Regions from separate parts of the Homo sapiens genome. Here region 1 is linked to region 2. A link is an interaction called in ENCODE POLR2A ChIA-PET data of the cell type or tissue named here. Cell type or tissue: Panc1. All regions are shown on one strand. Each heading gives the region's core, and the rest is flanking DNA. Links, peaks and the distances in the headings are about the cores only.

Region 1 (5,378 bases), core at 257-5,256, 140 kb before region 2:
CCCAAAGTGCTGGGATTTAGGCATAAGCCACTGTGCCTGGCCCTGATTGAAGACAAATTTCTATAAACATTTCCTTCTGAGCAAATTTCAAGGCAATTAGAAAGGCTCCTGTCCTTTCTAAGCCTATATTTTCAGCTTTTCCTTTATTTCTGTGATCTACCCGCATATCTTCATGATAAATGTATTTTTGCTTAAATTAATTAGAATTGGCTTCTGCTGCTTGCAATCGAAGTATTCTAACTGCTACACACACCTTCAGAAAAAGTCCAGGTTGTTAAAATGGAAAACCAAAATAGAAAAATAGGAATTTATTTTTCCTAGCTTTCTCCTGTCGAGAAGGAGAGAGATGAATAGAGACAATTGCACTCACTGGTTTGCTTTGTGAGGTCATAATTTTTCATTATTTGCCAGAAGAAATAAGATACACATTGAGATGGAGAAGTCGTCTAATGTGAACACTGCAGAGTTTACAGCTCAGTGTCCTGTTAGAATGTCTGAAATTCTCTCGCTCTGAAATATGTCCTTTCCATGTCCCCAGACCAGGCTTTGCTGACAGCAGCTGGGCATGTTTTCAGTACTTCTCAGCTCAAGTCATCATCTAATGCAGAGACAGGCTTCATTTCATTGATGGAAACTGTAAAGCTGACTCCTTACTGAAGATCTCTCTTCTGTGTGTCTGATGCCAGACAAGGCCCTGGGGGAAATGCAGAGGAACAGGACCCTGTTTCTGCCCTTGAGAAATTCACAGTTTAGTGGAGCAGCCGGGCACCGACGCTCCTCACATGGTAGCTGCTCCTGAACGGAGGCCATGGTTGCTAGGCAGCTGGTTCAGAACAGTTATTCAAGTCAGGAAGTCAAGTCCTGCTTTTAGCTCTGCCCCTTGACATGTGAGATAAGTCACTTGTCTGAGGATCTTCTGCCTACAGTGTAATACATATAATTAGAGAATTACTTAACATCTCCCTATAATGAGCTGCAGTTGCATAAGCCTGGATATATTTTAATGATTCCAATTAAAAGGGAATACAATCTTGTTCCCAGGTCTTCCTGAGTAAAATCCAAGCACCCGTTCCCACCAGTCTTATAGATCATTACTATATTTCTTTGGTGTCTTCCAAAATGGCATGACTAAATTCAGTAAGTTTATTGAGAGAATGAGCAAATGACTCAAGAGTCAGTATTGGCTCCTCGTGCTACAACGTCTAGCACTTAAACAACTGTGCCCTTCACGGTCATGGACATCTGTCCTTTTGGCCTGCTCAGCTTCCATCCCCTCTTTTTCTAGTAACAGCTCCTCATTTGGCTTTGGGGAACTATCGCTTCCTGTTGGATACAATCGTAGTGGTTCTTTTAACCAAATCTAAGCCAGGCTAGAAACACAACACCGGAATTTCAGTCTTGAATGTTCTTGAGAATGGTCAGAGGTCAACGGAGACTGCAGTACCCTGAAGAGAGTATCCATTGGTTCCTGCGGCCTGAACCCTGGGCTTTGCTCTGGCTCCTGTCCTTTCTGAGCCTATATTTTCTGCTTTTCCTTTATTTCTGTGACCTACCCGCATATCTTCACAATAAATGTCTTTTTGCTTAAATTAATTAGAATTGGCTTCTGTTGCTTGCAATCGAAGTATTCTAACTGCGACACACACCTTCAGAAAAAGTCCAGGTTGTTAAAATGGAAAACCAAAATAGAAAAATAGGAATTTTGAAGCTAAAAGAAGCTTTTGAAATCTAGTTAAACTCTTTCATTTCCCATAAAATCTGACCCAGAGAAGTGACGTGACTTGATGAATATCCTACTATTGGTTGGTAAAAGCCAAGCCTAGAACCCAGGAGACCTAGAACCCAGGAGCCCTTCCACTTTTCTACCCTATTTCCTGTCCTCAGATCTTCTCTTCTAAGGTTATTGCCTATGACTACTTTCATGCTACTACAGTAGAGTTGAGTAGCTGTGACAGATGACATATAGTCTCCCACGCCTAAAATATTTACAATCAGGCCCCTTATAGGAAAAGGTTGCCAACACCTGCCATACACCATACATAAATGAATGTATGACTGTGTTCCAATATAACTTTATTTATAGACACTGAAATGTTAATTTCATATAATTTTCAAGTTTCTCCAAATATTCTTTTGATTTTTTTAAACACTTAAAAATGCGAAACCCATTCTTCGTTCACAGACTGTACAAAAACAGGAAGCAGGCTGGATTTGACCTACAGAATGATGGGATCCTACATGCATCCCTGGTTTTAGCCAGTTTGAGTTAGGGTTTCTGCTACGTGCAATGAAATATGACCTAAATGATAAAATAAAGTCATCCATACATTTATTGCTCATCTATTATGCGTGAGGCACACAATGAGGAATAAGACACAATTCCTTCTCCTAAGGACTCAGTAATCTAGTTAGGAACTCAAGGGCTTCCACAATAGTAGTCACCTTTATTAAGCACTTATAACAATGTGCTGATTGCCTTCCCCTTCAGATGAGTTATCTCATTTAGTCTTAATGATGCCATGAAATGGCTTATTGCTGTGTCATAGACTAGGAAAGTGAGGCTCAGAGAGATCAAGTACCTGGCACAAGGTTACACAGCTTACAAGTAGTAGAGCAGAGTTGAACCCAGGTTGTGTGACTCTGAAGCCTGGAGACCCAAATGCTGTGCTAAATGAACCCGCCATACACTGTGATTCCCACTGTCTGCCATCTGCCTGCTCCTACCCAGTCCTCCACAGACCAGAGGACTTCCTGCTGAAATGCTGCGCATCCCTCTGTCCCAGGTGTTTGAACATCCCAACCACCAACTTTTGAAACTCCTCTTCCTTCTTCTGAGCACTCACAGCACCTGATGTCTAGTTACTCTTCTTGAGCATATAGAGTTTTGATTGCCATTTAACTTTTTCTCTCTCCCCAAGCTATACTACAGTGTCAAGGGCGGGAATGTTCCTCTGCCTCTTTGGTAACCCTTAGGGACAAATACTCAGTCAACTCAAAGTTGAAACAAACTATCAAAAGAATGAGATGAAAGGAGAGATCAGGCAGCTAAAGAAACAATTAAGGACCAAGAAATCATCACCTTCTGTAAGTCAGAAAAAACTAAAGGCACAAAAAGCACCAGCCCCCAAAATGAAAGGAACACATCAGGAAAATACTTGAGGTAATACAAGTTAAAACAGAGGGGGAAAGCAATAATTAAAGCAACTATTAAGAAATGAATAGAAATAGAGGGTAAATTGATATCCATCACTGAAACAGAAGCCTCCTATCCTAAAAAATAGAACTGAAAAAATATTTGAGAACATAATACAGAAAAACTTTTCCAAGCTCAAAGAACACTTGAGTCTTCAGATTTAAAAGGCCCACTCAGCTGGGCACAATGGCACACACCTATAATCCAGCTACCTGGAAAGCTGAGGCCAGAGGGTTGTTTGAGCCCAGGAGTTCAAGACCAGTCTGGGCAACATAGCAAGACCCCATCTCAAAAAATGAACAAAATAAAATAAAATAATAGGGCCCATTCTATGCCAGACAAGGTCTAGATACTTAGAAAAGAAAAGAAAGAGAGAGAAAGAAAGAAAGAATGAAAGAAAGAATGAAAGAAAGAAAGAAAGAAAGAAAGAAAGAAAGAAAGAAAGAAAGAGAAAAGAAAAAGAGAGGGAGGGAGGGAGGAAGGAAGGACAGACAGACGGATGGACAGAAGGAAGAAAGGAAGGAAGGAAGGACCCATTCTAAACTAGGGAAATATGATATAGATCGATCAACAAGAATTCTTGGCCAGGTGCAGTGTCTCACGCCCGTAATCCCAACACTTTGGGAGGCTGAGGCAGGTGGGTCACTTGAGGTCAGGAGTTTGAGACCAGCTCTCAAACTTTAGTAAAGACAGATGGTGAAAATCTGTCTTTACTAAAAATAAAAATAAAAAAATTAGCCAGGTGTAGTGAAGTGCACCTCAGCTACTAGAGAGGCTGAGGCAGGAGAATCGCCTGAACCTGGGAGGTGGAGGCTGCAGTGAGCCGAGATCATGCCACTGCACTCCAGCCTGGGTGACAGAGCAAGACTCCATCTCAAAAACAAAAAACAAAACAAAAAAAAAAAACCTAGGATCTGACAAGGGGAAAACTACAAGCCTGGCATCATCCTTCCAAATAGCAACATTTAATGCCAGAAGGCAATAGAAAAATGCCTACAAGGTTTTGAGGAAAAGAAAAGGCAACTCAAGAACATTACACTCAGCAAGATGTCACTCACATACATAGTGACATAACAGTCAAACATTCTCAAATATGAAAGAATTTGGGGAATATAACACCACTAAGTCCTTCTGCAGGGGCAAAAAATAGGAGAAAAAAGCCTACTCGACAGTGAAATACAACCAGTCAAAAAAATTGACCAAATTAGAGAACTAGTAATGTGAAACTCTTGATAAAAGGACTAGCAGTAAACACTGAATTCAATTAAATATAGAAAGAGGACTAGACCTCTGGAGAAATAAATAGATGCAAATCAGAATGTAGATGCTATAAAGTCAAACAAATTAAAAATTATAGAAGCATCAAAAATTGGGAGTGGGGAAGAAGCATGAGAGCACTAAATCATCTTATTACCTGGCAGGAAGCCAATCAAAACCACCCACCCAACCTTTCAATTAATTTTCATCACCCATTATATTTTTCTAATCTTGGGATGATCTTCTAGAAACTAACATGTCTTGTCATTCAGGAACTAATCTTTGAAGTTTATTAATTTCACCTGAGTTCCTTTTTACTGTTAAGTTCAGGTAAAACCAAGCCTAATGTTTTTAATTATTTTAAAAGCATGCATAATATAATCATGTTACAATAAAATTATTTGTGACCTCTCTTGCTTTCTGATTATTTTTCAATGGTAATTGTAACAATAGCTAATTCTTTTTACGTGCTCACTACGTGTCAACACTATCTTAAGAACTTTACATGTATCTACAAATTTAATCCTCATAAACTCACTCTATTGCCCAGGCTGGAGTGCAGTGGCGTGATCATGGCTCACTGCAGCCTCCACCTCCTGGGCTCAAGTGATCCTCCCACCTCAACCTCCCAGATATCTGGGACTACAGGTGCACGCCACCACACCCAGTTAATTTTTTAAAAATATTTTTTTGTAGAGATGAGGTTTTGCCATGTTGTCCAGGCTGAACTCCTGGGCTCAAGCGATCCACTCACCTCAGCCTCCCAAAGTGCTGCTATTACAGGCATGAGGACCGCTGGCCCCCCACATAAAATTTTTAAGGAGTAGATATCATCACCCCCATTTTACAGGTAAGGAAACTGAGGAATGGAGATGTTTCCTATGGGTTACACAGATAGTACATGGGAGAGCTAAGAGTCAAACCCAGG
Region 2 (5,378 bases), core at 165-5,164:
ACAACATGCACACGAAAAAAAAACAAAAGATAAAACACCTGTAGACACACTATGTTTTGTACAAGGGTACAATCGTAACCTTTTATTTCAGTGTCCTTTTAAGCCGTACCCTACCCTGCCTTCTATAAGGCTGTTATCTGCCTTTGTATCCTTTGTGTCTGGCACAGTTCCTGGTACATGGGAGCCACTCAAAAATAAATCAACAGGCCGGGCACAGTGGCTCACACCTGTAATCCCAGCACTTTGGGAGGCCAAGGTGGGCGGATCACTTGAAACCAGAAGTTCGAAACTAGCCAGGGCAACAAAGTGAAACTAAACCTGTCATTAACATTAAGATCCATGTTCTGAATAGAAAAACCCTATCTCCTCTAAGTAGAATTCAGAGATTGCACTTGTTTTATTTTCAGTGATAATGAGATGGAAGTTCAACTGATATTTTCCCCACAACTCACACAATCTCTGGGCATTTCCTGCCATTGGTCATTATGATTTGGTTTTTCCTTCTCTGGAAAAGCTTTGGGTCATGTGCAGACTCGGGGATGTCACTAGGCATCCTTCTTGGAGATCTCTCTGAGGCTGACAAGTAAGATTGGTCTCCACACCAATGCCTAAGAGAATTCGCTTCTGCATTTCCCCATCAAGAGAAGTGCTCTTGACTCCCTACCCTGCCTTTGTTTCTTGTTTCTAAAGTCAGCTGTCTTTTCCAAGACACTGCCAACGTTCACCTATTTCCATGCCTGTGCTCACTCTCCCTTCTCTCTCTCCCCACCCCTCTGGTTTTGTAAATAGCTTTGGTTGTGGAACTTTATTCAAAGGCTTTTTGAAGATCTAAGCAAACTTCATCTTCTGGTTCAACCTTACCCACAGGATTACTTTGTCTGCCCCAAAACGCCCTAGACAATTTAAGGCTAATTTCCTGAGAGGGGTTTGTTTTTAATTACAAAAGGAAGGCTTTTATTTGCTGAGTTTTCACTGCAACTATCATTTATTCCAATAAGTCTGTATTAATCGATGTCTTGGCTGCTAGTGACACATAATATCTGCGTAGTTAATTTTTTTCCTTTTTTCTTTGTATTATGAAAAATTTCAAAGATATGTAAAAGGATAGTATGATGAACCTCCACATACCTATCACAAGCTTTAACAATTATCTCCCCATTCTCTTGAGAGGGTCTTTTTTTTTTTTTTTTTTTTTTTTGAGATGGAGTCTCACTCTGTTGCCCAGGCTGGAGTGCAGTGGTACAGTCTCGGCCCACTGCAACCTCTGCCTCCAGGATTCAAGCGATTCTCCTGCCTCAGCCTCCCAAGTAGCTGGGATTACAGGCGCCCGTCACCACACCCGGCTAATTTTTGTAGTTTTAGTAGAGTCGGGGTTTCGCCATGTTGACCAGGCTGGTCTTGAACTCCTGACCTCAGGTGATCCACCCACCTTGGCCTCCCAAAGTGCTGGGATTACAGGCTTGAGCCACCCGCCTGGCCAAGAGGGTCTTTTTAAATGGTAAAAACAGCCAATGTTTTTGAGTTTTACTATGCACAGGGTTTAGGATTATCTCATCCTTACAACATCCCCATGTAGTTGGTACAGTTATTATCCCTGTTTACAGATAAGGAAATAGATGTCAGGACTAATAGGGCCCCTTTCACACATGAACCGCACTTTAAAGAGGCCTAGTCATTTGGAAATCCAATAAAGCTGCATTTAAATCCCAACTTCTAGGCCAGGAGTGGTGGCTCACATCCATAATCCCAGCACTTTGGGAGACCAAGGCTGGAGGATTACTTGAGCTCAGGAGTTTGAGACCAGCCTGGGCAACAAAGTGAGACCCCATCTCTATAAAAAAGTAGCAGCCGGGTGCAGTGGCTCACGCCTGTAATCCCAGAACTTTGGGAGGCTGAGGTGGGTGGATTACGAGGTCAGGAGATGGAGACCATCCTGGCTAACAAAGTGAAACCCTGTCTCTACTAAAAATACAAAAAATTAGCCAGGTGTGGTAGTACTCACCTGTAGTCCCAGATACTCGGGAGCCTGAGGCAGAAGAATCTCTTGAACCCGGGAGGTGGAGGTTGCAGTAAGCTGAGATTGCGCCACTGCACTCCAGCCTGGGTGACAGAGCAAGACTCCATCTCAAAAAAAAAAAAAAAAAAAAAGCCAGGTGTGTTGGTGCATATCTGTAGTCCCAGCTACTCAGGAGGCTGAGGCAGGAGGATTGCTTGAGCCTGGGAGGTCAAGGCTGCAGTGAGCCATGGTCATACGACCGCACTCCAGTCTGAGTGACAGAGCAAGACTCTGTCTCAAAAATGAATAAAATAAAATAAATCCCAACTTCTTCCTTATAGGCTATGTGGCTTTAGGCAGGCTATTTAACCTCTCTGAGGCACAGTTTCCTCATAGGGTAATAATATTTCCCTCATGGGGTCATGATGAGGATGAGATGAAACATATTGAAAGGGATTCACACAATGCTTGGCAGTAGGCAGCCCCCAATACGTTATAATCATTACTGTTGTACTCCCCTGTCCCTTTCCTTGAAAGCCATTATAAAACAGAACTTGGAGCTTGTATACAATCTAAAGGTTTAGACATGGAAAAGGAGAAGCTTGAAAAGCAGGAATAATTTAAAGGAGGACAATGAGTCAATCTACCAATTGTTCCTCCCTTTCCCATCCCCAACCCCCAATTCAAGCATCCCTCTCTCTGCCTCCCAAATATCCTCCATGCCTTCTGGAGTGTTCACTGTGTTTCACTGTTTAAAATTCTAACCATTAGAGATTATTTTGGGTTCCTCATACCTCTTTGTGAAAGTTTCTTAATTGCTTTCGCCATATACCTAAGGGCGCACAGCTGAAGGTCTAGGGGCAGAGGGGAGGCAGGGAATTTGGGGGCCAGGAGCACTGTGTCAGCAGGGCACCACGGCCCACAGCACAGGGCTGCAGAGGAAAATGTAGAGGTCGGAGGACAGAAGAGCCCAGTGGAGGGGAAGGGGTCAGGAAAGTGTGGAGGGCCAGGAAAGTAAAAGAAAGGACATTTTTCTTTCTCTTCTTCCAGCCTTCTGCTGTCACGCATGACCAGGACTACTTCAACTCCATAGTCCGGCTGAATTTGGGTTAAACTTTTATGGGCGAGTCTGGGAATCAAAACACCATTTTTTTTTCCTAGTAAAAATCGACTGATTTAAAAATGACCTTTTCACAGTGGAATCAGTTTGCAAGTTGAGATTCCCTGTCTGTCGGTTGTCAGATTGCAAAAGTCCCACCAGACCCAACAAAACAAGGAAGTCACACAGTTTTGAGTTCAAGTTGTGAGTTAGAAGGAGCTGGGGAGTTGTTCAGATTTCCCACCTTTCACCCCTCGACGTCCCATCTCCCAGTCTAAAATAGAATGTGTCATCTCTCAAACACAGGCACAGTTCCGGCCTGAATACAGCTAGCCACCCCCTCACAGAAAAAGCTGGCTTCTACCTCCCTTGGGGCAGAAGAGATCACTGTTTTGGCTTGAAATTTTTCTCCTCCAGCTCCTGCTGAGCCAGATAAACAGTGATTCTGTTGTATCAACAAAGCACGTAATAATGTTGAAGACAATAGCAATTAGAACTCACAGCTAAGATTTACTTATAGTAGAAGCTCTGGAATGAAAGTGTCCAGAGTTTCATTCAGAATTTCCTGGAAGAGAACAATGAGCTTAGCCCCATTTTCTAGGTAGGGAAGCTGAGGCACAGAATGACTTAGCCAAAGTCACGAAATGAGCCCCTCACAGGAGCAAAGATTGGAGGTTGCCATGTTTCTCTTCCGAGGCTCATGTTTGCTAGCTGTTCGGCTAATTTGCTAAACACTCAGGAGGATGTCAAATCTCCTTCTATAAAGTTGAGGACATTAAAAAATAGATGAAGACCAAAATTCCTGACAGGCGGAGAACAAGAAAGCTCTTGTTTGGCTACCAAACTAACTGTCTCCACCGTGCCTACTTGTGGAGCCCTCGCAAAACGGCCCACTCAGCCCATTTCACCAGCACCAAATTCCCTGCAGAATGTAAAAAGTGGGCCCAGACCTCACGTGGCCAAGAAGAGCAGGATGACCCCAGGTGACAGGTGCTAGACTGCTGGGCACATTTGTGTGGGTGGAAGCCCGCTGTGGCTCGGGGGTTCTGCTGCTCCTCAGAAAGAGGCTATGCGGCCAGGCTGGGTTGCTGAGCTGAGATCCCAGGCGTCCATCTGACCTCCTGCACACTGGAGGCCTCCTCCCTTCCAGCCAGGGAAACCTAGACAGAGACAGAACCTCAAAGTGAGGACTTTGGGGGTGGCCAGGGTGGTCGGCCTTGCCACAGACAGAGTGCCCTCCAAGTCAGCCTGAGGTTGACAATGTATACAACGCCCGGCCCATTCGGATCCCCTTCCTAGGCAGTCCCATCTCAGGGAGCCCACGGAGTCCCAGGTACGCTCAGCCCCACGTCTGGCCCCATTCCCACTGCCCGCTTTTAGGTCCGCAGGCTGCCATGGGCAAGGAACAACAGGGCCCGGGAAGGCCAAACACGGGGAAAGTTGCCAGGCCCTTTGCTCCTGCAGGAAGGGCCCCTTCCAGGATTTAGTTCCCCTACCCTAGCAGGGGGCGGGAGGACAGGGAAGCTCAGAATCCCAGCCCTCCTTCTCCCCTACCCCCAGTGACTAAATCTCTCAGATCTCTGTGTGCCCCTGGGACTCAGAGCCAACCAAGGGGAGTCAAAGGACAGACTATCAGCCAACGAGGGGAGCCTGGGGGTCAGAGGAGGGACTGACTCTTCCTTTTGTTTACTCACAGGAGGCGACAAATGCCCTTTGTGCACAGAGGTTTGATGTGGCAACTTGAGAGACCACCTAAGGGTTTCAGCAAAGGCTCCCCCGACCCGCTCTTCAAACGTTAAGATAATGGCGGGGTGTGTGCCCCAGCACATTTCAGATCTTGGTTACAAAGGCCCTCCTCCTTTCTGTTTTCTTCCTCCAGCTCAGCTTGCCCGCAGGTTCCCGGAGCCTCTTGGCAGCCTGTTCTCCGGCAGAATGAAGTTGTGAGCTGCGTGGGAGGGAGTTAGACAGTGAGAGTGTTGCAGCCTCCTTAATGAGAGACAATCGCTCTTCTTGGAGCCATTAAACCGCAGCTACAAAGATGGGGAACCCCAATTAGAAAGGAGTGGGAGAAGTAATGAGGAGGGCCGGAGGGACACCTACAGGACAGATCCTTATCTCTGGTGGCTCTGTGGGACCCAGGGTGGAGACACAGCCACTTGGGTTTAGAATTTCATCTCCTTCTTAAGGTTAGACTTCCCAAAGTCTGTTTGGAGAGCCAACCCATGGTAGTGACCATTTAAAATATAACAGTTGAAAGGAGGAGGAAAAATTACTGGGGAGAAG

Evidence for each region. ChIA-PET counts read pairs that join two places held together with the same protein. Peaks named below come from ENCODE experiments on the same cell type or tissue, not always from the same donor. Only the 100,000 strongest peaks of a DNase experiment are listed, where the experiment ranks them.
Region 1: POLR2A ChIA-PET joins it to region 2 with 10 read pairs; 2 of 35 experiments call an interaction of 5 or more read pairs at or near these places.

Annotation. Positions count from the first base shown.
Region 1 is chr2:202,008,560-202,013,937 of GRCh38, forward strand. No RefSeq gene overlaps it. Among named protein-coding and RNA genes, the nearest start is that of FZD7, 23 kb to the right of the region's middle. In Panc1, for the core only: no CTCF peak of the experiment used is centred there; no DNase peak of the experiment used is centred there.
Region 2 is chr2:202,144,505-202,149,882 of GRCh38, forward strand. The region is part of intron 13 of KIAA2012; the gene reads left to right. Among named protein-coding and RNA genes, the nearest start is that of KIAA2012-AS1, 30 kb to the left of the region's middle. RefSeq lists an enhancer at 4,599-5,378. In Panc1, for the core only: no CTCF peak of the experiment used is centred there; no DNase peak of the experiment used is centred there; H3K4me3 peaks cover 574 bases; H3K27ac peaks cover 678 bases.